2 separate regions of the Mus musculus genome follow, and region 2 is linked to region 1. The links are chromatin loops, found by intact Hi-C in ENCODE. Cell type or tissue: left cerebral cortex. All regions are shown on one strand.

The links. Peaks named below come from ENCODE experiments on the same cell type or tissue, not always from the same donor. Only the 100,000 strongest peaks of a DNase experiment are listed, where the experiment ranks them.
Region 2: a loop joins it to region 1, with 6 times the contacts of the local background. A loop is called at or near these places in 2 of 42 quality-filtered maps.

The regions. Positions count from the first base shown.
Region 1 is chr14:85,211,952-85,219,951 of GRCm38, forward strand. No RefSeq gene overlaps it. Among named protein-coding and RNA genes, the nearest start is that of 9630013A20Rik, 740 kb to the left of the region's middle. In left cerebral cortex, no CTCF peak of the experiment used is centred here; a DNase peak (open chromatin) is centred at 3,332.
Region 2 is chr14:85,258,702-85,266,701 of GRCm38, forward strand. No RefSeq gene overlaps it. Among named protein-coding and RNA genes, the nearest start is that of 9630013A20Rik, 790 kb to the left of the region's middle. In left cerebral cortex, no CTCF peak of the experiment used is centred here; no DNase peak of the experiment used is centred here.

The DNA.
Region 1 (8,000 bases):
AGAAGAAATGCCAAGATTTCACAGGATGAAAAGAGACTGGACATAGTGTTGTGCCGTGTTTGGAAAATACATTCTGTCGAGGACTGATTTCTGTTCTTTGCTTTAAAGTGAATTGTGTATGATGAAATTTTAACAATATTTTACACATGCAGAGTTTATGCATGTGCTCTATTTTTGATATGTTTTACTTTACAGAAATTTTCAACAATTACCTAACAAATTGAAATGAAGAAAAAATGGGACATACTTCCTTCTCTTCTTTAACATCATAACTAGCAAGAAGAATAATGAGAGAGAGAGAGAGAGAGAGAGAGAGAGAGAGAGAGAGAGAGAGAGAGAGAGAGAGAAACAGAGAGAGAGAGAAAGTAGGGTCCAGGGTCAAGAAAGCTGTGTTTACAAGACCTACATTCCATCCAACTGCCTCGCTACCCTAACTTTGTCTCATTATTCCAGAATCAGCCAGATTCCCTGAAAACCAAAATTGGTCCTGAATATACATTTCAAGTCTAAGGGCTTAGCTCACTCTACATTCTTCACAAGGGCAGAGAAAAATTAACTCCCTAAATTTGAGAGTTAGAACTAAGCACACAATGAAAGCTAGCACTGAAGGGACTCAAGAAAGCTTAAGCATGACAAACATGGCATTGGCAGGTCTTGCCCTTCTCCCCATTCCCTTGTCCTTGCTAAAACCTATTAGATTATATTTATAAAGCTGTTACAGATGGTGCCTCTCAATGTGTGCCAAGATCCTCCCCAATCATTCATGTTCCTAAAATATTTAATTTTTAGAACCTACTGGAACACCCTAAGAAGGATTGTTATAATGTAACAAAGCCTTTCAAATTATATTCTCCCAACACAATCAGACCTGCTTTCAGATAACAATTGTTCTAGCCCATCTAAATCTCCTTTCTTCTCTCAAGAACTCTAAAACAGACTCTAGATAAATACTTGTGTTAACCAGCATCTTAGGTTTCCCTGCATTTTGCCTATTCCTAAAGTTGGGATCTCCCCCCTTTCCCTGGTCTTGAGACTCTTCTCCCAAAACACCAGGACTATGAATCTAAAAGATTTGGGTTGAAAAGTTATATATATATATAGCTTAGACCCTTTCGGACAAAATGTATATAATGAATAGACTTCCTGGACTAGTTTCAGGAAAGCAAGCAATCTAATGGTTTTGAGCAAGACAGAGGGAATGGGGTGAAACACACCAGAGCTATATTTGCAATGCCTAGGCTGGCTAGAGTCCTTTCAAATTTTATATATATATATATATATATATATATATATAATTTACATATTATATATATAATTTACATATTATATTTCAATTAAGTTTCATTATATATATTATATATGTGTGTGTGTGTGTGTGTATATATATATATATATATATATATATATATATATATATATATATGTATGTATATATGTCACTTTTACCTTTGACCCTAGTCTATCTGTCTTAGTAGTTTTCAGACCAACTTCAGACTGCTTTACAACTCCAGCACTAGCCCCACCTGTTTCCTTAGAATCCACTTCCTTGTCTAGACTTTATAGAATATACTTTTCTAGCTCAGATGATCTGCCAGAACCAGTACATAAACTGACACAGTCTGCCATTCTCAGCCTGGATCAACAAGCCAGCTTCCTTGTGTCCCTTAACAGGAAGAACTCAGTGTCAGCAAGAAGCAGCCAGAGATAAGGAAACCTCCTTACCCAATACCCAGAGGCTCAATAATAAATGAAAGGACTCTAGCCAGCCTGAGCATTGCAAACATGGTTCTGGCATCCTCTCCTCCATTCCCTCAGTCTTGCTAAAAACCATTAATTGTTTGCTTTCCTGAAACTAGCCTAGGAGGTCTATTTCCTTATTTGGCCAATCCCTCCTCCTAAGACTTACCATCAAAGTCCAAGTATCATATTATTGAAGTCCAGCAATCAAAGACCCCTTTTAACCCAACTATGTAATACATCCAATTAAAATTAAACACCTTGGCCTAATATGGGATTCTCTCTTTTGCCTTGATAAACTTCCATTTGCTTATGGGCCATGTCTGTCTTCTCTCTATCCAGAGATGGTCTTTCCCCCAGCCCAGCCTTCAACCACAGCCCCTCCCAATACTCTTTCCCCCTTGCCCTTACCCACTTTCTTCCTCTCCTTTCTTCCCTCCACTTCCCTCTCTTCCTCTATCTACTGTCTTTTTCCTCTATCCCTAACCTTTGACCCTTTGGGACAAATATATACATATATATATATCCTTTGTGCTGTGAAATTTATCTTGAGGTGTCTTCAGCTGACTTTGAGATTTTATACAAGCCCCTAATAGCTTCTACCAAAGTATCCTTGATCATAAAAATGTATTAATATCACTAAAAACTAAAATTAAAACATCTGTTAATGCAAATTTCCATTACTTTTAGTCATTATACGTAACTTTAATTTTTCTTCTTTACTATTTTGAAAAATTTTATACTACTGAAATGAAAAATTCACCAAATTTATATGAAGTCTTTCAAAGAAAAATCGTTATCTCTCAATATCTTCCTAGCTTGAAATTTATAATCTGATTAGACATATGCTTATGATATGTAGATCACTCTATAAAATATTTTGATAAATTCATGAGCATAGATTTTTCATTCAGAAATTCTCTAGAAATAATTGTATTACTGGATTAGTGTTTCCATCTTCAAAGAAAAAAAGAGACCAGAAATGGCTTCCTCGGGTAATAAATGTATAAAACTGAAAAATTAGTCAAGAAACTAATTGCTCACAATAAGGATGAAAATTTATTAAGTCTCTGCTTTTTCTTCAAGGTATAAATACCAAGGGTATTTTTGTAGAATATAGTTTATTTATTATATATTCCAGACAAGCCCCCATTCAGGAATAAATATGCCCGAGAGGGTAACACAATACCATCTTTCATGTTAAGCATTTTCTCCACATGAAAGTCTGGATTTTCCACAATCTTGCTTGACTAAATCAAAACACCTTGGAATGAGGATTCATGTCGCGTAACTGTGTGGCTCCCTCTTGTTTCTACTCAGTCCTTTACTACAAAGTGAGTTTTTTTTTTTTTTTTTTTTTCCATCTTAGGGGAGACTAGCTCTGGTGAGTGTTGCTGGTGGAAACTGACTAGTCTGTGCTCAAACTACCTCTCACCTTCAATTCCCCTTGCCTGGAGTGTGGCACCCTTGGACCACTAATTAGCCATAATCACTATTAGTGCAGCTATTGCTTTAAGACTATTTCTACGCTCACCAGTTATTTTCAGGTTCTGTGTTCCCCTTCTCCTGCCCACTTGATTGGTTTTAAATTGCAACTGTCGACTCCAGCTTTCTATAGCACTTACTCATGACTGCTCCAGCTTTCAACGTTCTCTTTCCATTCAAACAGCTAAATTGGAAGTGTATAGTGTTTGATTTATATTTAGATGTAGTTTTTAAATGAAGAGTTAAAAGTTAAAAGTCTGCACAGCTGCAGGAAACATTATTGAAAGTCCTTTAAAACCATTATGTAGACTCTCTGAAATGGGCTGCTACAAATGCACATTATAAAATCAGCCTTTTAGCTGCTAGCATTTCATTTGAATTTGCACCATTTCCCCCTTGCTATTGTCCGTATTTAATGGTAATCATTTAGTATCATAAAGCTAGACATGTTTCTCTACAGAAGGATAATAATGGCACATATAGAAAAATAAGTTTGCAAGGAAGAGAGGTTTAAAATGTGGAAGATCAAGGGTGAAGGAGTGCATCCGAATTAGTTTGCTGCAATATTGGAATAAACTGGCTTAAACAACAAGTACTTTTATCATTCTCAGAGACTGAAAGCTTGGATTTTATTCTTGACCATTACTGCTTGTGGGGAACAACATCACAGAGCTGAATTTTCTCCACCCTCTGTCCTGTCACCTTCAACATCTACTTCCTGTAGGCTTTTCTCTATACCTAGTTGGGAAAGAAATTCGACATCTGCACATATACTAGGCAAGCTCACTGCTGTCTTCATTCTTGTCAGGAGAGTGGCAACTCATGTGTGAGAGGAGAGGACCTGAAAGAAGAGAAGTATAGAGAAGAGAAAAGCTGTAGGGGCCAGGTATAGAAAAATTAGAATATAAAAGAATAGGACCTTCCAAGCAACTGAAATAAAGTTTCCAGTGAAACTCTTGTAGTTTAAGGGAGCACAGGGGATTTCTGAACTCTGGAATATGTATAACATTCTTTCAGAAAGAGACAAGGAAGTAGATATTGTAAAGCCAGAACCTATGTCTGGGCTATGTGGAAGGGTGAGAAGTCAGAAAGTAAAAGTGGCTTTATACAGATGGACCTGAGTTTCTTTTCTTTTTTTTTTAAAATCCACTCATATTTCATCCATAATATCGCATTAGAAATAGCTTAAATATATCAGAGGATTATATTTTATAGTAAGTATAACAAGTCATCACAGCAAGCTTTCTCATTGTCCCTGACTCTTTTCTTTGAAATCTTTTTATGTATTCTCTTGAAGAGGATGTGAACATATTTTTTTCTTTTCTCCAAGAATTGTAACAACTTTATTAAATATTTTCCATTTCCATTATTAGAATTACAATTCCAATATCATCGTAAATGTATCAATTCATTGACTGGTTGGCAAACAGACAAGATAGTATAATAAATGGGCACCATGGCATCTATAAAACAGAGGCAGAGATACTTTTGATCCCTAAGCTGTTTATAAAACAATCAAAGAGATAAGATGCTTGTACGAATAACTCCAGTGCAAGTTTGAAAATGTGTCCATTAAATACAAACAGACCATAGCACATAGTGCATCTCTTCCCTTGGAAGATTACCTTTTATGTGAATTTTTCAAAGTAAACCTCCATTCCCAGTTGTTGGAGAAACTATTAGGTGGAGTTCTTTATCATCATCGGCAGCTCGGCTTATTCTTATCATATACCAGTTGTACCTGCTTATGAATCACAATAGAAGGACGTTCCCGACAAAGCATTTAATTACTTCTTTGCCTCTAGGGATGTTATAAGCCAAGATATTAAGCTAAGATGGTGCCTGGGCTCAGCCTGTAAACAATCTTCTCCCCACTCTAGCATTAACCTCCAGAGTAAATAATGCAGTCTGTTAACATGGCAAAGAGAGGCAGTATCTATTTTCGGACTTAGCTGGTGATATATAATTGTTGTTGTTGTTTTTAATCCACAGATGTCCCCAATAACAAAAAGTTCAGATTAAACTAACTCAAGCTTTTGGATGAAATTATTTGTAAACTATATCCTTGTATGTTGCTGTAAACTAGTATAGGTAGTTAACATGAATGCTCTCAGAAAGGAATCGACAGGCAAGCATAATGATGACAAACAGTTTTTCAGCTACTTTGGATTGACAGACACAATCATCAAGATCATTTTGGGAATTAATGACAAAAAAAAAAAATCACAGAACTAGTAGGGAAATGTTTGATTTGTTGATCCTCCAGCTACATATAGTACATTTGGTACATTTATATTTATATTCATCATCTCTGTCTGAAATTTTTGAACTGTTAAATGAAAACACTTTTCTACTTCTTAAAATCTTCCTCTCATATATCAATTCTATATAGAAATATTTACTTAAAGTTATAAAATATTAAAAAATTGTAAAACAAAATGTGGAAAATCGTATTCATGTTATTTTTTTATCCACACAGACATTCTCATATATTAATATGGGTAATTAAGAATTTGCTGTTTGTAATTTGGCAATAATGATATGTTTAAGTAGGAAGAAATTAACAATTTTTCAATTTTTCAATGTCAGATCCTGGGAATATTGCCTGAAAGATATCATTAATGTTTCAAAGCATCTTCAATGAAAACAAAAAAATAACATATAAAAATGAATAAAATAAAGCACAGACATAGAATTGCTTGGCTAAGACCATGAATCTAACTAGGAGCAAGAAACCAGGTCTCTCTGTTGTTTCTGTGCATTCAGATGATTTTGTATGCTTAACTGAGAAAGCCTTGTTGATATTCAATATCCTCCAATCAACCTTAAAACAAGTCTATATTTTTTTAAGAATCATATATTTATACATCATGAAAAATAGATATTCCAGAAAGAGTTTGGTGACTGATAAAACATCATATTCGGGGCAGGTTTGGACAGTATACACTAGTCAGTTCATTGTTTGACAGCATGATGGGGAGAAATTCTCTTCCCTGACTCTCAAGTATGCTTTGAAGTGCTCTACTGGGGATAATGGGGGAAAATCTGGCCATAGCTTCCATTTATATAAAGAGAGTTTTTATTTTAAAAGCACTTTCCCATGCATTATGTAAATATTCTGTAATGAATATTTAATCCAAAGGCATCTGAGCCTTATGTGTATTTTTATGGGGCATCATTTAAGCAACTTTTAGTCTCCCAGAATCTCTGCCCTTTGAAGAACCCCACTTTATGACAGCATGTTAAAAACTAGATTTAATAAATGTCCAATATCAGTTCATCTTGCATATAAATAAAACACTTCAATCTGAAATGCAACTCATTACAGTCAGTTTTGCTTTTATGGAGTCAGTGGGCAGCCATTGCTGGGACAATGAAAGTGAGGCTCTGCAGGACATGTAGAGCAACTTACTCTGTGGGGCTAAAATTGCTCAAGATTAAAATTAAAACAATAAACTTCAGCTCCTAAGTGTCTTCATTACTAAAGCATTGGGTCATTTACTTTAACAATGCCAACTTACTCTCAATTTCACATTCCCTTTAATTAGTAAAGGAAGCAATATGCAAGAGCACACCTCATGGTGTCCCATTACCTTAGAGAGATGCTTTTTTACTGTTTCTAAAAATAGCATGTCTCAGCATCCAAATTCTTTGTAGAAGGGAAGGATCCCTGTAGAAACATTCCATGAAATACCAGACTGGAATGACTATGGACTTCTAAACAGAATGTGCATATAATGATAATAAAACATGTATGCTACAGATGATATGTATAATATTGTAGAAACTAAAATACTTACTATCAAATAATTGCCTTGAAATATTACGTAGTGAGAAAAATTTCAGAGATAATGCCCAGTTACCTCATACAAACACAACAAAATCACCTAAGACATAATATATATCCTTCAAATTTCCATGGAGTAACTACAGTCTTCGATATTTAAATTGCTTGGTTATTGTAGCTTATTCCGTAGCTTTCCCTGAAACTAACAGAAATAATAATACGTCGTCATTCTGGTAAACTGTCAAAATAGTTTATGCCAGTGAATTTTACAATTTAGCATGTAAAAAAAAAATCCAAAGTGTTTTGAAAGAATAGCAGAAAGGAAATCTAACACCTATTAGATCTGTTTACCCAACTCGTGGCACCACCCTGAAGACTGGCAGTCATTAACATAACTAAAAGATAATAATCCTAAAGGATTTATTGTACTGTTAACATGATGAGGAATTTAAGTATTACATTGTATAAACAGAACTCATTAGGGACAATTATGAAACAAACATATTTTATCTCTTTTATACTTATTCAGAAGTAGTTTCCACAGTGCCCTGGGATGTTAACACAAATTGGGTCCTAGCATTTTGTTTATACACTTATAATAAAGAGTTCTTTGATCACACTATGTCAGTGAACAAGCTCTGCTCCACAGAAATTGGAATGTTCATTTCAATTTAGTTTAATTTTTCCCCTGTCCCCTCAGTTTGAGCCCAATCTGCACAGAAAGTATATGAACAGGGATGCAGTTTGGTTGACATCCTCTGCTATTGTGTCTTCGTGGATTTGCTAATACAACTTCTTGGTCCCTGGGGTTTTAGATTAAGAATAAAAGAAGACAGTAAAAGGAATTGGAGAGTTCTGCATATCAACTGTTGTTTGATGGCTTTGTACTCTCTGGATCTCACATGTGTCTAAAGGCAATTTGAAGAGAAAGACTCCACCTGCAGCTGCTTCCCTTTGCCCCAAGTCCCTTCACAAATTTGATACTTGTGCA
Region 2 (8,000 bases), 47 kb after region 1:
TTTTCATTCTATCATATGAGTGTTTGGTTGACTTCTTTGAATTTTAAACATGTGGAAATTCCACTGCAAATTTTAAATGTTAAAGCATTCTTCTAGGCATAATAGAGGCTAACTGACGAAGCCCCTAAAATTAGATGTAATGAATTAAAGAAGCTATAATGATGACCTAGACTCAGTTTCCATAATAATTACAATCAGAATTAGTCTTTCTTGAGTCCTTCCAAGAGTATGAAGTTAATCAATTTCTAGCTATAGCCCCCAAAATGTACATGGTTATATTAACACCATTCCAGACAAATCCTGTGGTATCTATGGTACAGAGGTGAGTATTTTCTTTCTAGATCATGGGTTAAGTATTTGTTTTTAAAAATGTATTGCCAAGTCGATGCTTGAAATATTTTCTCCATGGTTGCCATTTCATATGTTAGTATATGCTTCACCCTATGTTAAACTCGTGTGATAGAGTTTTAGTAAAACCAATGTTATATACAAGTGTCTGAAAAAAATGTATCATTCAGCTGGAGGCAAGAAAAATACTTATAAAAACTCTTATATTAGAAATGAGAAGCTAGGATTTACTTTTAATTCAATTATTTAAGAAGTGGTTAAGCTTCAGAGCTGGTTTGCATATAGGGCATTATAGATCATAATCCTGTGTAGCAAGTTAGCTAATTAGATGGATTCAATGAAAAATATGTTTTTGTTCCTTTTGAGTAAATATCTTGGTTGAAGTTAAACCCTGCCTGGTCTCTCATAATCTTAGTGATAAGGACATCTTTATTGGTGACGTTATTTCAGAGATGGCTCCAGAATAGGAGAAAAACATTTTAAGTTTGTAAAATTGTCAAGAAGTATTTAAATGGATTTGTATCTCAGAGAGAAAGAATAAATAACTATTTAAGAACAAAAGAGTCAGAAACATTGAGTCAGAAGAACTGTGTAAGGTTTATTTTGACTGAAACTACTTACCTTCTATAGGAACAGCTTTGATTATAGTCTATGTATGCCAAAAGTGGTTAATATTTTAGTGTAATTTTTAGTGGGCCCATCAATCATGAATAGTTTAAAAGCTCCTAAAATATTGGCATATTTCCATTCTTAATACTACATTGGTTTAATTTGTATAAAATAATTTTACTAATTTTTGAGAATTTCACATATTGTATATTAATCATGACCAACAAAGATATCACAACTTACCTGCATGTTTCATTATAGAAGTGGTAGGGCATATCAAATGTTATTAAAATAGTATTCCTAGTTTTTTTTCCTTGTGTGCCTTTTTTAAGTGATAGCCACTGTATAGAAGAATTAAGTTTGGGTGGTTGCAGGAAAAGGACAGGGGATGTTCAGCTTTTTAGATAATCAGAGAAAGATTTAGTTAATGGAGAGTGAATTTCTAAAATTGGTTCCCTCAAATATTATGTTAAGGGAAGGGCTTAGTGGAGAAATTCTGGTCAAATTACTTACACATTCTTTGGAATGATGGGAGAGGGGATCCCCCGGTTGCAATCAAGAACTGAAAGAAGAGAGGCGACCAGAGGCTTTGACAGGGAGCTATCTTCATATACTTACTGTCTAAGTATTGTTGGTTAGTATTTCAGGGAGCATACCATACAGCCCTTGTTGATACTCAATTACTCTTTTTATCACTGTTGGAAGGCAGCTTTCCATCCAAAGCTGCCTAGAATAGATCTTCAGGTATAAATAAGATAGCACATTTAACAGCACTATATTTCAACTTAGATCTCTTTATGTGGGCCATTGGACATTCCAGCATTCTAGGATATTCATTAAACTTTATGTCACAGAAGATGGGAACTGTGACAGAAAAATATCCAGATAAAAAAAAAAGTGCAAGCCAAATTTCCAATAGAGACCTCTGGAGCCAGACAGACATTGATCCATGACATTTCTTCTTCCTCTTAACTTATTCTTTATAATTGGTTATCAAGATCATCAATTCACATCCACTATATAATAGCTGAGGTTTTTTTTTTATTATTATTACCATGGTCTTAAAAGTTTTAGACAAACTCTTAGTTCATTTTATCAACATGTTAGATTATTAAATATTTATAATTCCTAGGCTGAAACTTGCCAAGAGACAACAACTGTAATTTCCACTGCACTGTCTCAGTTTGGTGATCTCTGAACTGCTAGTCTCTCTAAGTCTTAGAAAAGGAAGCCTCATGTGTACATGGTACCCAGCATGAAGTGACAACTCGAATGTCAGAGTTTGTTGGTAGGCAAAGGGCTGCTCACTGGTTAGGGAGATATGATGATGCGAAAGATATAATCAAGCTACCAATATCTCTACAGATATGATCTTAAAAGTGTTCTTACTTCTAAAAACAATATTTACTATAACCTTCTAAATCATCATGCAAAAATGGCATTTTACAAATTGCTGAATTTTTCCTTATTATAGAAAAACATCATCAAATCAAGCACATTGTACTAAATGTACTCTTCCTCTTTCTCTCAGGATTCACAGTGGTGTGTAAATAAACAGTGCTATGTTGAGGCTAAGCACGAACAAGAAATCATTTTATTTTTTTTTAAATCTAGTTCCATCTCACAAATGATGATATGCATAATTTAAATGTCAAGGATTTCTGGAGAGAACATTTAAAACTATATATTATACTGGGTGCATCTTATGCTGGATGAAATTCAGTAGTTTCTGTGGCTAGTAATGAGAGAGATTAGAGTGCTAAAATCATTTATATGATAATGACCTGGAATCTGAAAAGAGAAATATGAATACTAACAATGATGGATTCTGAACTTAAAGATATAACAAATGAGTTAAAAATGAAAAGGTTTTGCATTCTTGAATTTGAGGGACCTATACTTGAGTGGATGAAACGTACATGACTCTCAAAAACAGTAAAAAACGTTATTTAAATTTTCTGAGCATCAATTATTTTAAACAATGTTGTGAAATACCTGTAGGCTGACTGTGCAATATAAATGTATGGTACAAAAAAGAAAAATAAAAACATTCTGATAGCTATACCATGCTCCAAAATTACTAAAATGTACTTTCCTCTGTGTGTGTGTATGTGTTCAATGCACATGCATGCATATGTATGACTAGAGGCTAACATCAGATGTCTCTCATTTATCTCTGTCTTATTGATGTGAGACAGGGCCTCTCACTGAACTTGTCCAGTGATCAGAAAGACTGGCTGATCAGAAATTTAGAGTAGTTCATCTTTCTCCCCATACTCATAGTACTGTGCATGGCTTTGTACATGGGTTTCTAATGAATGCTGCTGTGCATGATTTTGTACATGGGTACTTGTGACCCAAACTAGAGCCCTCAGGCTTGAAATGCTAATACTCTATTCACTGAGCCATGTATCAACTTTTGTGCTGCTAATTTTCCTACTTTTAATGTAAATACTTAGATTTTATTTTTTTTTCCATTTTTTATTAGGTATTTAGCTCATTTACATTTCCAATGCTATACCAAAAGTCCTCATACCCACCCACCCCCACTCTCCTACCCACCCACTCCCCCTTTTTGGCCCTGGCGTTCCCCTGTACTGGGGCATACAAAGTTTACCTGTCCAATGGGCCTCTCTTTCCAGTGATGGCCGATTAGGCCATCTTTTGTTACATATGCAGCTAGAGTAAAGAGCTCCGGGGTACTGGTTAGTTCATAATGTTGTTCCACCTATGGGGTTGCAGATCCCTTTAGCTCCTTGGGTTCTTTCTCTAGCTCCTCCATTGGGAGCCCTGTGATCCATCCATTAGCTGACTGTGAGCATCCACTTCTGTGTTTGCTAGGCCCCGGCATAGTCTCACAAGAGATAGCTACATCTGGGTCCTTTCAATAAAATCTTGCTAGGGTATGCAATGGTGTCAGCGTTTGGATGCTGATTATGGGGTGGATCCCTGGATATGGCAGTCTCTACATGGTCCATCCTTTCATCTCAGCTCCAAACTTTGTCTCTGTAACTCCTTCCATGGGTGTTTTGTTCCCAATTCTAAGGAGGGGCATAGTGTCCACACTTCAGTCTTCATTCTTCTTGAGTTTCGTGTGTTTAGCAAATTATATCTTATATCTTGGGTATCCTAGGTTTGGGGCTAATATCCACTTATCAGTGAGTACATATTGTGTGAGTTTCTTTGTGAATGTGTTACCTCACTCAGGATGATGCCCTCCAGGTCCATCCATTTGGCTAGGAATTTCATAAATTCATTCTTTTTAATAGCTGAGTAGTACTCCATTGTGTAGATGTACCACATTTTCTGTAACCATTCCTCTGTTGAGGGGCATCTGGGTTCTTTCCAGCTTCTGGCTATTATAAATAAGGCTGCTATGAACATAGTGGAGCATGTGTTCATCTTACCAGTTGGGGCATCTTCTGGATAAATGCCCAGGAGAGGTATTGCTGGATCCTCCGGTAGTACTATGTTCAGTTTTCTGAAGAACCGCCAGACTGATTTCCAGAGCGGTTGTACAAGCCTGCAATCCCACCAACAATGGAGGAGTGTTCCTCTTTCTCCACATCCACACCAGCATCTGCTGTCACCTGAATTTTTGATCTTAGCCATTCTGACTGGTGTGAGGTGGAATCTCAGGGTTGTTTTGATTTGCATTTCCCTGATGATTAAGGATGTTGAACATTTTTTCAGGTGCTTCTCTACCATTCGGTATTCCTCAGGTGAGAATTCTTTGTTCAGTTCTGAGCCCCATTTTTTAATGGGCTTGTTCGATTTTCTGAAGTCCACCTTCTTGAGTTCTTTATATATGTTGGATAATAGCCCCCTATCTGATTTAGGATAGGTAAAGATCCTTTCCCAATCTGTTGGTGGTCTTTTTGTCTTGTTGATGGTGTCTTTTGCCTTGCAGAAACTTTGGAGTTTCGTTAGGTCCCATTGGTCAATTCTCGATCTTACAGCACATGCCATTGCTGTTCTGTTCAGGAATTTTTCCCCTGTGCCCATATCTTCAAGGCTTTTCCCCACTTTCTCCTCTATAAGTTTCAGTGTCTCTGGTTTTATGTGAAGTTCTTTGATCCACTTAGATTTGACCTTAGTACAAGTTGATAAATATGGATCGATTCGAATTCTTCTACATGATAACAACCAGTTGTGCCAGCACCAATTGTTGAAAATGCTGTCTTTCTTCCACTGGATGGTTTTAGCTCCCTTGTCGAAGATCAAGTGACCATAGGTGTGTGCGTTCATTTCTGGGTCTTCAATTCTATTCCATTGGTCTACTTGTCTGTTTCTATACCAGTACCATGCAGTTTTTATCACAATTGCTCTGTAGTAAAGCTTTAGGTCAGGCATGGTGATTCCACCAGAGGTTCTTTTATCCTTGAGAAGACTTTTTGCTATCCTAGGTTTTTTGTTATTCCAGATGAATTTGCAACTTGCTCCTTCTAATTCGTTGAAGAATTGAGTTGGAATTTTGATGGGGATTGCATTGAATCTGTAGATTGCTTTTGGCAAGATAGCCATTTTTACAATGTTGATCCTGCCAATCCATGAGCATGGGAGATCTTTCCATCTTCTGAGATCTTCTTTAATTTCTTTCTTCAGAGATTTGAAGTTTTTATAATACAGATCTTTCACCTCCTTAGTTAGAGTTACGGCAAGATATTTTATACTATTTGTGACTATTGAGAAGGGTGTTCTTTCCCTAACTTCTTTCTCAGCCTGTTTATTCTTTGTATAGAGAAAGGCCATTGACTTGTTTGAGTTTATTTTATATCCAGCTACTTCACCGAAGCTGCTTATCAGGTTTAGGAGTTCTCTGGTAGAATTTTTAGGGTCACTTATATATACTATCATATCATCTGCAAAAAGTGATATTTTGACTTCCTCTTTTCCAATTTGTATCCCCTTGATCTCCTTTTGTTGTCGAATTGCTCTGGCTAATACTTCAAGTACTATGTTGAAAAGGTAGGGAGAAAGTGGGCAGCCTTGTCTAGTCCCTGATTTTAGTGGGATTGCTTCCAGCTTCTCTCCATTTACTTTGATGTTGGCTACTGGTTTGCTGTAGATTGCTTTTATCATGTTTAGGTATGGGCCTTGAATTCCTGATCTTTCCAAACTTTTATCATGAATGGGTGTTGAATCTTGTCAAATGCTTTTTCTGCATCTAACGAGATGATCATGTGGTTTTTGTCTTTGAGTTTGTTTATATAATGGATTACATTGATGGATTTTTGTATATTAAACCATCCCTGCATTCCTGGAATAAAACCTACTTGGTCAGGATGGATGATTGCTTTAATATGTTCTTGGATTCGGTTAGCGAGAATTTTATTGAGGATTTTTGCATCGATATTCATAAGAGAAATTGGTCTGAAGTTCTTTATCTTTGTTGAATCTTTCTGTGGTTTAGGTATCAGAGTAATAGTCGCTTCATAAAATGAGTTGGGTAGAGTACCTTCTACTTCTATTTTGTGAAAAAGTTTGTGTAGAACTGGAATTAGATCTTCTTTGAAGGTCTGATAGAACTCTGCACTAAACCTGTCTGGTCCTGGGCTTTTTTTGGCTGGGAGAATATTAATAACTGCTTCTATTTCTTTAGGTGATATGGGACTGTTTAGATGGTCAACTTGATCCTGACTCAACTTTGGTACCTGGTATCTGTCCAGAAATTTGTCCATTTTGTCCAGGTTTTCCAGTTTTGTTGAGTATAACCTTTTGTAGAAGGATCTGATGGTGTTTTGGATTTCTTCAGGATCTGTTGTTATGTCTCCCTTTTCATTTCTGATTTTGTTGATTAGGATTTTGTCCCTGTGCCCTTTAGTGAGTCAAGCTAAGGGTTTATCTATCTTGTTGATTTTCTCAAAGAACCAACTCCTCGTTTGAATTCTTTGAATAGTTCTTCTTGTTTCCACTTGGTTAATTTCACCCCTGAGTTTGATTATTTCCGGCCGTCTACTCCTCTTGGGTGAATTTGCTTCCTTTTTTTCTAGAGCTTTTAGATGTGTTGTCAAGCTGCTAGTATGTGCTCTCTCCTGTTTCTTCTTGGAGGCACTCAGAGTTATGAGTTTCCCTCTTAGAAATGCTTTCATTGTGTCCCATCGGTTTGGGTACGTTGTGGCTTCATTTTCATTAAACTCTAAAAAGTCTTTAATTTCTTTCTTTATTCCTTCCTTGACCAAGGTATCATTGAGAAGAGTGTTGTTCAGTTTCCACGTGAATGTTGGCTTTCCATTATTTATGTTGTTATTGAAGATCAGTCTTAGGCCATGGTGGTCTGATATGATACATGGGACGATTTCAATATTTTTGTATCTTTTGAGGCCTGTTTTGTGACCAATTATATGGTCAATTTTGGAGAAGGTCCCGTGAGGTGCTGAGAAGAAGGTATATCCTTTTGTTTTAGGATAAAATGTTCTGTAGATATCTGTCAGGTCCATTTGTTTCATCACTTCTGTTAGTTTCACTGTGTCCCTGTTTAGTTTCTGTTTCCACGATCTGTCCATTGGTGAAAGCGGTGTGTTGAAGTCTCCCACTATTATTGTGTGAGGTGCAATGTGTGCTTTGAGCTTTACTAAAGTGTCTTTAATGAATGTGGCTGCCCTTGCATTTGGAGCACAGATATTCAGAATTGTGACTTCCTCTTGGAGGATTTTACCTTTGATGAGTATGAAGTATCCCTCCTTGTCTTTTTTGATAACTTTGGGTTGGAAGTCGATTTTATCCGATATTAAAATGGCTACTCCAGCTTGTTTCTTCAGACCATTTGCTTGGAAAATTGTTTTCCAGCCTTTCACTCTGAGGTAGTGTCTGTCTTTTTCCCTGAGATGTGTTTCCTGTATGCAGCAGAATGTTGGGTCCTGTTTGTGTAGCCAGTCTGTTAGTCTATGTCTTTTTATTGGGGAATTGAGTCCATTGATATTAAGAGATATTAAGGAAAAAGTAATTGTTGCTTCCTTTTATTTTTGTTGTTAGAGTTGGCATTCTGTTCTTGTGGCTGTCTTCTTTTTGGTTTGTTGAGGGATTACTTTCTTGTTTGTTCT